2 separate regions of the Homo sapiens genome follow, and region 1 is linked to region 2. Evidence: chromatin contacts called from ENCODE Hi-C data. All regions are on one chromosome and are shown on one strand. Each heading gives the region's core, a stretch centred on a gene start or an enhancer-like site at or near the end of the contact. The rest is flanking DNA. Distances are from core to core; before and after follow the strand shown. Region 1 has its middle 100 kb from the start of FAM53A. Region 2 holds the start of DGKQ (diacylglycerol kinase theta).

Region 1 (4,625 bases), core at 2,004-4,503, 610 kb before region 2:
GCTGAGATCGCAGGCGGGAGAGGACTGATCTCGGGCTGGGTGGCTCTCTGAGGCCAAGGTCAGCCTCCAAATGGGGTCTCAGCCAGGGCCGCCAGCCTCCTCCTGGTCTTCCCAGCCTGGGTGCAGGGTGCAGGGCCTCCCGTCCACTCTCTCTTGGGTCTGTGTAGGTGGCATACATGGCACTGGCTCACTCCCTGCCCTTCTGGTCTTTCCCCGCGGGGTGGTGGTGACGTCCGTGGCAGGGAGGGGAGTGTCGTTCAGCTGGGTCCAGGAGGAACGCCGTGGACTCTGTCCAGCCCTGCTAGGCAGCATGCCCTGATGGCCGTGGCCTGGCTGGAGTATAGGTCACAGAGCATCTGCCCTGCCACACTGCCCCCACGGCAGGGACCCTTCTTATCATATCAGTAGTAAACGCTGAAACGTGACATGAGAATGGCGTCTCCTTGCTGTCCTAAAGCTCATTTCTTGGATTGCTGACAAGGTTCGGCTGTTTGCCATGTGCTGCCTTCAAGTAGTCAAGGAGCTCTGTGTGGCTGATGTAAAGAAATTTTGGGTGGGGAGTGATGGCTCACACCTGTAATCCCAGCACTTTGGGAGGCCAAGGCAGGAGGATCACTTGAGCTCAGGAGTTGGAGGAGGCTGCAGTGAGCTGTGATCACACCACTGCACTCACACCCAGATGACAGAGCAAGACCCTATATCAAAAAAAAAAAATGCTGGGCATGGTGGCTCAAGCCTGTAATCCCAGCACTTTGGGAGGATGAGGAGGGCAGATCACCTGAGGTCAGGAGTTCGAGACCAGCCAGGGCAACATGGAGAAACCCTGTCTCTACTAAAAATATAAAAATTAGCTGGGTATGGTGGCGGGTGCCTGTAATCCCAGTTACTTGGGAGCCTGGGCAGGAGAATTGCTTGAACCCAGAGGCAGAGGTCGCAGTGAGCCAAGACTGCCCCATTGCACTCCAGCCTGGGCGACAAGAGCAAAGCTCTGTCTTAAAAACAAAACAAAACAAAAAAAGATATTTGGCCTGCTTAGAAACACATACATGTCTTAAAAGTCTAATTGGGTTTTGCCAGTAATATTCCAGATATGCAGGACCACGAGGAAGAGAAAATTCAGGTAACAGTTAAATATTTAAGAAAATGACCGATTTCTAGAACATTTGGAGAAAATTGGAAACTCAAAATTGGTTTTGTCTTTAACTTCTACTTCTGTAAGGGAGGGGACATTATGATGAAAGTCTGGTCTGAGCAACTGTGGCATGCAAGACCACAGGAGGCGAGGCCAGGGTGAGGGGCGGGGCCTGGGCCGCAGGCGGGGCCCTGAGCAGAGGTGGGGCTCTGAGTGGGAAGCGGGGCCCTGAGTGGAGGCGGGACCTGGGTGAGAGGCGGTGCCTGGGTGGGAGGCGGGGCCCTGAGTGGGAGCCGTGGCCCAGGTTAGAGGGGGGGCCTGGGTGGGAGGCGGGGCCCTGAGTGGAGGCGGGGCCTGGGTGAGAGGCGGTGCCTGGGTGGGAGGCGGGGCCCTGAGTGGGAGCCGTGGCCCAGGTTAGAGGGGGGGCCTGGGTGGGAGGCGGGGCCCTGAGTGGAGGCGGGGCCTGGGTGAGAGGCGGTGCCTGGGTGGGAGGCGGGGCCCTGAGTGGGAGCCGTGGCCCAGGTTAGAGGGGGGGCCTGGGTGGGAGGCGGGGCCCTGAGTGGAGGCGGGGCCTGGGTGAGAGGCGGTGCCTGGGTGGGAGGCGGGGCCCTGAGTGGGAGCCGTGGCCCAGGTTAGAGGGGGGGACCTGGGTGGGAGGCGGGGCCTTGAGTGGGAGGCGGGGCCTGGGTGGGAGGCGGGGCCTTGAGTGGGAGGCGGGGACCTGGACGGGAGGCAGGACCTGGGAGGGAGGGAGGGCTCGGGCAGGAGGCGGGTCCCTGAGCGGGAGGCAGGGTCCTCAGTGGGAGGCGTGGCCTGGGCGGGAGGCGGGGCCCTGAGTTGGGGGCAGGGCCTGGGCAGGAGGCAGGGCCTAGGCGGGAGGTGGGGCCCGAGGTAGGAGGCGGGGCCTAGGGCGGGAGGTGGGGCCCGGCTCCCTGAGTGGAGGCGGGGTCCGGGCGGGAGGCGGGTGGGGTCTGGGGCTCCGTGCACCCCGCGCCGGGGATGCTTTCTCCCTAGCTTGTTGCGCCGTCCGGTTCTGCCCCAGCCTTAGATCTCAGCTCTGAGCTGCCCTCACATCCCTGCAGATCTTTTCTGGCCACACTGGTGGCCCGCGGGGTATGGCTGCTTCCGTCTCGCGGCGTTGGCCTCCCTGACTGGCCGCCGGTGTAGGGCGCCGTGGGCGGGGTCCCTGGGGCGAGGCTGCCTGGCCTCCGCGGTTGGTTCGGCGGCCGCGGGGCTGCAGCTCCCGGCTCGCACTCCATCATCGACGGATGACAGCGGGAACGGTGGGAGTTCATTACAGGGACCATGAATTGTTGGAGGTAATTTAGATTACAATTTAAAGTTTAATTTAAAAATCTATCAACAAATGTGAAAGTACTGGAGGAACATTTTAAAATGCACTTTAATCTCACCAGCACAAATAGCTTCTCGGGGCTCTAAACATCATCACCTGGAAAAACAGTAAAACTTTACTGCATCTTTAATTAAATTACAAACACAAAGGATAATTAACTTTTTTATTTTTATTTTATTCCTGCCATTGTTTCTCCTTCGAGTCAATATCTTCCGGCTGCAGGAGCGGCTGTTAGGAGGAAGTTTACGGCGAGGCCTGATGGGTGGATGCCCCGGGGCGGATGCTCGGCCCCTGCGCCCTCCCTGCGGGCCCCGCAGCGCTGGGGCCGCGCCCCTTCGTATCCCCACAGCGCGGACACTCCTGGCCAGCCCGTGGCGGGAGGCGCCCTGGGGACACGCGTGGCCGTGGCTCGCGGGTGTCGCGTGTGCTCACCTCGGACCTGGGCGTTCTGAGTCGTAACTCACTCACGCCTCGCAGCGGCGCTGGGAGGCAGCCCCACCCCCTTTTACAGGCGGGGAAACGGGGGCTCAGAGAGGTCGGGCCATCCGCCCTGGTCACACAGAGGCTGCGTCACCGGCTGACTCGAGCCTGGCCCCACCCGTGCGCGTTGCACTTCTGGGTGCTGGGCTGCGGCCCAAGCCTCCTCCCCAGGACGCGGGGCTGGGACAAGGGGGCGAGTGCGGAGGGCGGGGGGGTGGCGCAGGCGCCCACGCAGGGGCTTGACATGCCGGTCCCCATGGGGTAGTAGACCGTGGGGGCCCGAGGGCGGCCGGGGTAGGGAGGGGCCTCCCACGAGGGCCGTGGGCGCAGCGGCAGGGCCCAGCCGAGGCCACCAGGGGGCGCCCAGCAGGCGCGGGCGGGGCCGGGGGCCGGGGCTCTGGCTGGGACCCTCGGGCGGGGATGGCGGCTAGGGGCGGGGGCGCGCCAGGGCAGGGAGGGCAGGGGGGGCAGGGGCCTGACGGGAGCCCCTGGAGGCGCAGCCGCCTCCGGGCTGGTCGGATTCGGGAGCGCTCGGGAGGGGCGTCCAGCAGCGCTGGGAAGGGGACCTCGATTCCGGCCTGGAGGGCGGGCGGTGCAATGGGGGGAGCGCCCCGGCTCTGCGCCTGCGGGGGTGGGGGGCCTAGGGGTGTCGCAGCCGGGCCGCGCCCTTTCCCGCCTGCTCTGCCTCGAGAGGCGACCCCTCTCCTCCCCCTCTTCTCTCCCCTCCCCCTCTTCTCTCCCCTCCCCCTCTTCTCTCCCCTCCCCCTCTTCTCTCCCCTCCCCCTCTTCTCTCCCCTCCCCCTCTTCTCTCCCCTCCCCCTCTTCTCTCCCCTCCCCCTCTTCTCTCCTCTCCCCCTCTTCTCTCCCCTCCTCCGCCCCTTCCCTGCCCTGCCCTCCCCTCCCTTCCCTGGTGACGGTGGGAGCTTTGGTTCGCTGCTTGCCTCCTCCGAGCCTCGTTGTCTGCAGAGGGCGGTTCGGGGTAGGGGGGTCGCGACCTCGTAGGTGGGCGTGGAGGGCAGGGCGCTTCCCATGGGGACCTGCAGAGTCTAGTGGGTCTGTCGCGCTCACGACAAATCTTCTGCCCCCAGCAAGGCCCGTGTGATGCCCTCTCCCCGTAACTGAGGGTCCCCTCACCTCCTACCCCCACACGTTCCTGCAGAGCTTCCAGGCCACACCGGCTCTCACGCCAACGCTCGCGCCCTTCTACACACCGGGTGCGGGCACTAGCGCACGCACCGCTGTCCCCAAGGCTGGTCGGCCCCTCCTGCCTGGCACGCCCGCCCCTGGCACTTGCACGCAGACGGGGTGCAGGCCACCCGGGGTGTTCAGTTTTAGTGCAGTGGCTGCTTAATTATTGGTTAATCTAGCAATTTAGCATGCTTCATTTAATTCTAATTAGGAGAATTAATAGGCAGGGAATAGCGATTTCAATAGACTGGCACAAAACAAAACCTAGCCTGGACATCGTGCCGGTCTGGGGGCCGTGTCCAGGCTTGGGGGGGGCCTGGGGGTGTTGACAGCCAGGACTGCAGACCTTCCCAGGCGCCTGAAGGTCGTGGCAGGGGAAGGCGCTCAGGGCAGGCAGGAATCGCAGGCAGGAATCGTGCTGTGGCTGCTCACCCCGGCCTGCAAGGGCAGCCAGGTCAAGGGCATGGGGAG
Region 2 (4,166 bases), core at 248-2,747:
TGCACCGTGGTTCACTGCCATGAGCACCACGGGCTCAGTGAGCCACCTCCTCCTCATGGGCCACAAGGCTGGGTCCTAGCTCTCCCAGGGCCCAGGCACAGGGGGTCTTGGGGCCTGGCTGAGGGCAGGCTCGGGGTGGGGTCTGGCACAGGAGACAGGGAATGCAGGGGTGGTGACTCCGGGCCTCCCAGCATAGGTGGGCATCAGGAAAGGATTTCTGCGGAGCACCCTGCCACAGGGCCTCTGCTCCGGCTTTCCGCCTGGACGCCTTCCTGCTGCCCCCAGGCAGCCCTCATTCTTCAGGGTGCTGTCTGTCCCAGAGCGCAGCTCCTGGAGGGTGAAGGTTCCCTGAAGCTTTGGCTGCATTCCCTTTACCCTGGGGTCCACCCAGGGTCCTACCCCAGCAGCTCAACCAGCAGCTTCTGGACAAACAGAATCCTCCCTGGTTGAGGACTGCGTCTCCCCCCTCACCATCTCAGGGGCCTGCTCCTCCCTCCTCAGACTGGGTCCCCGGCTCACCCTCCATTCCTGGAATCCCCTGTGGTCTGGGTGCCCTCACCAGCACAGCCCCTAGGACAGGTCTCCCGGCTCCTTCCCTCCAGAGTCCACAGCCCCCAGCCCCTTTCAGGCGTCTCCCCACAGGCCCTTCCCTGCTCTTCCTGCCCCCTGAGACCGCCTGCTGCGATGGCCCTGGAGCCCTGCCCTCTGCAGGTCCCCGCTCGGTGGCCCGGGGTGGGGTCCCCCGCTTCGCAGACTCCTATCCACAGTTAGGCCCACGGGGGCAAGGACCCAGACTGCTGCCAGCGGCGGGGAGGGGTGACCCGCGTGGACGCGGCTCTCAAAGGACACCAGCGCCACCTGAACAAGACCCGTGGCGCGCACGAGGCAGGAGAGCTGGGCGCTCGGCGTGAGGCCCGGGTGGGGGTCGCGAGCGGACAGCCCCGGGCCGCAGGCGGGTCCCCCGTTGCAGTGAGGACAGCGGTCGGGCGCCGGGGGTCCTGGGCCTCGGGCAGGGCCAAGTCTGCGCGTGCGAAGACCCCACGGACGGAGCCGCCCAAGCACCGCAAACCCCGCTTTCCGGGACCCACTGTGGGAGGCCCGCAGCGCTGCCCCTCGCCGGGGGCGTCCTGCGCGGCCGGGGGCCTCGGACAGCATCCGCGTCTCGCGTGGGAGGCGCCTGTCTGCGCAGCCGCGGGCCGGGACCCCGCAGGTACAACGCCGCGCGTGCGGCGTCCGGAGAAGTCTGGCCCGGCTGCGGTCAAACCGAGCCCACGTGGACCAGTTCCCCACGGCTGGTTCGCGAGCGGCCTCCGCGCACAGGCCCCGCCCCTTAGCAGGCCCCGCCCCGCCCGATCACAGGGCCCGCCCCCAGCCCCGCTCATCGACGGGGCACGGCTGCGACCCTTAGCAGGCCCCGCCCCGCCAGCCCCCAGATCCGCCCACCAGCAGCGCCCCGCCCCGCCCCGCGGCCCGCGCCTGCGCAGTGGGGCAGGCGCAGTCGGAAGCAGTGTACCGGGCCGTGGAGCGGCGGCTCCTGTACCCCCGGCGCGGACCTAAAGGGGCTCGGGCCGCTCGGGCCGGGAATGGCGGCGGCGGCCGAGCCCGGGGCCCGCGCCTGGCTGGGCGGCGGCTCCCCGCGCCCCGGCAGCCCGGCCTGCAGCCCCGTGCTGGGCTCAGGAGGCCGCGCGCGCCCGGGGCCGGGGCCGGGGCCGGGACCCGAGCGGGCGGGCGTCAGAGCCCCGGGCCCCGCTGCCGCGCCGGGACACAGCTTCCGGAAGGTGACGCTCACCAAGCCCACCTTCTGCCACCTCTGCTCCGACTTCATCTGGGGGCTGGCCGGCTTCCTGTGCGACGGTGAGCGCCCGGGCCCGATGCCTACCCGGCTGCAGCCCTGCCTCTGCCCCGTGGGCGGGAGCCTGAGCGGAGGTGGCACCGGCGCTTTCGGGGGAGTGGAGGGCGGGGTCCCAGCCCTGCTCGCGGGACGTGCCTTCGTGGGGCGGCCGGGGCCTGTGCGCCGTGGGGCCGCTCCAGGCTGCGGGCTTCCTCACCTGGGAGGTGCGGACAGCATCTCCATAGTGCCGCGCGATGGCTGCGACCCAGGGGCTGTGCCTGATGCGAGCGGGACCTCAGCTGGGGTCCCCATGGCCGGCTTCCTCTCCCAGTGGCTGGGGCAGCAGGTGTGGCTAAGCAGGGCTGGCCTGGGCCCCTGGCCCTAGCCCTTCTCATGCTGTGGCCCAGAGTCCCAGCCTCCTGGAGAGCCAGGCCGGGCCCTGCCGTCCCGGTGCGCGTGTCCCAGCCCTGCTCCACCCAGCTGCCCAGCTCTTGCTGGGGTGAGGACAGCCCTTCCCTGTTCTGGGCCCGGGTGCTCCCAGGGCTGGCTCTCATCTTCCCCCGCGGCAAGCAGGCGGGCCCCGGGGACTACAGCCCAGCCTCTGGAGGGAGCGAGGGACAGGGGGACCACAGCCCAGCCTCTGGAGGGAGCGAGGGACAGGGGGACCACAGCCCAGCCTCTGGAGGGAGCGAGGGACAGGACCGGAGTTCTGGACGTTTGACACTTACTGTGTCCTGGCCAGGGACGCTGAGGTGGGAGGGGCTATCCTTAGCCTCAGGCCTTTCTCTGGGGATAGGGGTCCACTCAGGTCAGGGTCCGCAGAGGAGACTGTCCCCTCACACGGGGATGTCGTCTGTGGTGGAAACGGCATGGTTGTTCTGACCCCCAGGGCTGCACAAGGTGGCCTGGCCCGCCAGCTTCTTTGTCACGTCAGAGCATGGCACAGCCATGCCTGCTGCCTGGGGATGCCAGGGGCTTCCCCAGAGGTGGGGAGTGTGCATGTGTGGCTGAGGCAGCTCCCGACTTGAGGCCAGACTCCGGGTCCCCTCCCCCTTCGGAGGGGGCAAAAGGGCCCTCCTGGGCAGCACCCGTGGAAGAGGGGCCAGCAGCGGTATGGGAAGGAGGGCACCCTCCCCGCCAGGAGACCCAAGCGTGGGGCGTGGGGTGAGCAGGCCCTGTCTCCATGGCAGAGGAGGGACCTGGGTGCTGCCTGTCCCCCCTTCTCTCGGTGGACCCTGGCCTGCTTCCAGAGCTTTTCTCTTAAGCTGCCAGGAGAAGCTTCTCCCGGTCCCATCTGGAGACTGGGGTGGCTAGGGCTGCAGCAGGTGAAGGGCGGCACCAGCGGGGCCTTCTGGAAGAGCTCCCTGTCCCAGCTGGACTGCCTGGGGCTCCGTGGCACAACCTTCACCCGGGGCTGTCTTGGCAGTTGTGTCACTGGGTGCCCTGCCCACTCCCAGCCCCCGCAGCCTTTGCCCCAGCCCAGGGTTCCTGCCCTCCCTTCTGCCCCGGCCCCACCCTCCTGTCTGTTTTACTGCTGGGGTGTGGCGCTTGCTCCTCTTATGCCCTCCTGAGCACCCCGCCGGCTCAGGTGCTCCCTGGGTCCTATGCACACAGCCAGAGCTCCTTGGGAGGCTTGGGGCTGTCCACTCCCCAGCGGCTCCTGCCTCCCAGAGCCCTCACCTGCCTTGGGTGGCTCTCGGTCTCAGGCACGGTGCACAGCACGTAGCAGGGACAATTAGGGGTATGCGTAGTTTCGGGGGAGTGAGACACAGATGTCCTTGGTAAAGCCAATCTGCCGAAGGCCGAGAAGCCCCTGCCACCTGGCGAACCTGGTGAGCCCAGGGCTGCCCCTTGAGAGGCCCAACTGCAGAGGCAGGAGGAGTGCTGGGCCTACGTGCGAAGGGGAGGGACTGCTCTCTGGATGAGAGGATACACTCATTGTCCTCCAGGATGGTCAGGACCACCCAGGTTCTTGCTCCTGGGCTCCTGGGCTGCAGGCTCTCTCCAATGAGTGGGCAGGGTGGTGGGGGAACTCGAGGACCACAGGGCCCCTGGTGCAGCATGGTGGGTATGGCAGTCATTGCCCTGGGGCCTCTAACTTCCTGGGTAGGACAGCCATTGGGTAGGACAGGGGCCAACTCACACAGTGCTCATTCCCACAGTCTGCAATTTCATGTCTCATGAGAAGTGCCTGAAGCACGTGAGGATCCCGTGCACGAGTGTGGCACCCAGCCTGGTCCGGGTGAGTGTGGGGCTGGGTGTTGCACCTGCAAGAGGCTGGGGGATGTGTCAGCTCTCGTAGGGTCGAGGCACTGAAAACCTTCATGTCAGACGT

Evidence for each region. A loop is a pair of places that touch in the nucleus more often than their neighbours do. Pooled maps may share reads with other maps.
Region 1: a map of naive thymus-derived CD4-positive, alpha-beta T cell shows a loop between it and region 2 (28-fold over the local background). The contact joins the enhancer-like site here to the promoter of DGKQ in region 2. A Hi-C loop is called at or near these places in 1 of 168 maps with a recorded cell type or tissue (naive thymus-derived CD4-positive, alpha-beta T cell), 2 of 37 single-sample maps with no recorded cell type and 8 of 50 pooled maps.

Annotation. Positions count from the first base shown.
Region 1 is chr4:1,577,984-1,582,608 of GRCh38, reverse strand. It overlaps a transcript of FAM53A not described here. Among named protein-coding and RNA genes, the nearest start is that of FAM53A, 100 kb to the left of the region's middle. RefSeq lists silencers at 1,245-1,404, 1,221-1,447, 1,821-2,030, 2,211-2,270, 3,068-3,347 and enhancers at 3,729-4,601, 4,602-4,625. Within about 2 kb of position 3,253, at least 31 of the 41 ENCODE cell types and tissues checked have a DNase peak (open chromatin) inside an H3K27ac peak, as active enhancers do.
Region 2 is chr4:970,900-975,065 of GRCh38, reverse strand. DGKQ (diacylglycerol kinase theta) reads left to right here and starts at 1,497. Exons shown (of 23, transcript NM_001347.4): 1 at 1,497-1,854; 2 at 3,994-4,073. The coding sequence starts at 1,584. RefSeq lists silencers at 1,229-1,568, 1,669-2,118 and an enhancer at 2,353-2,993.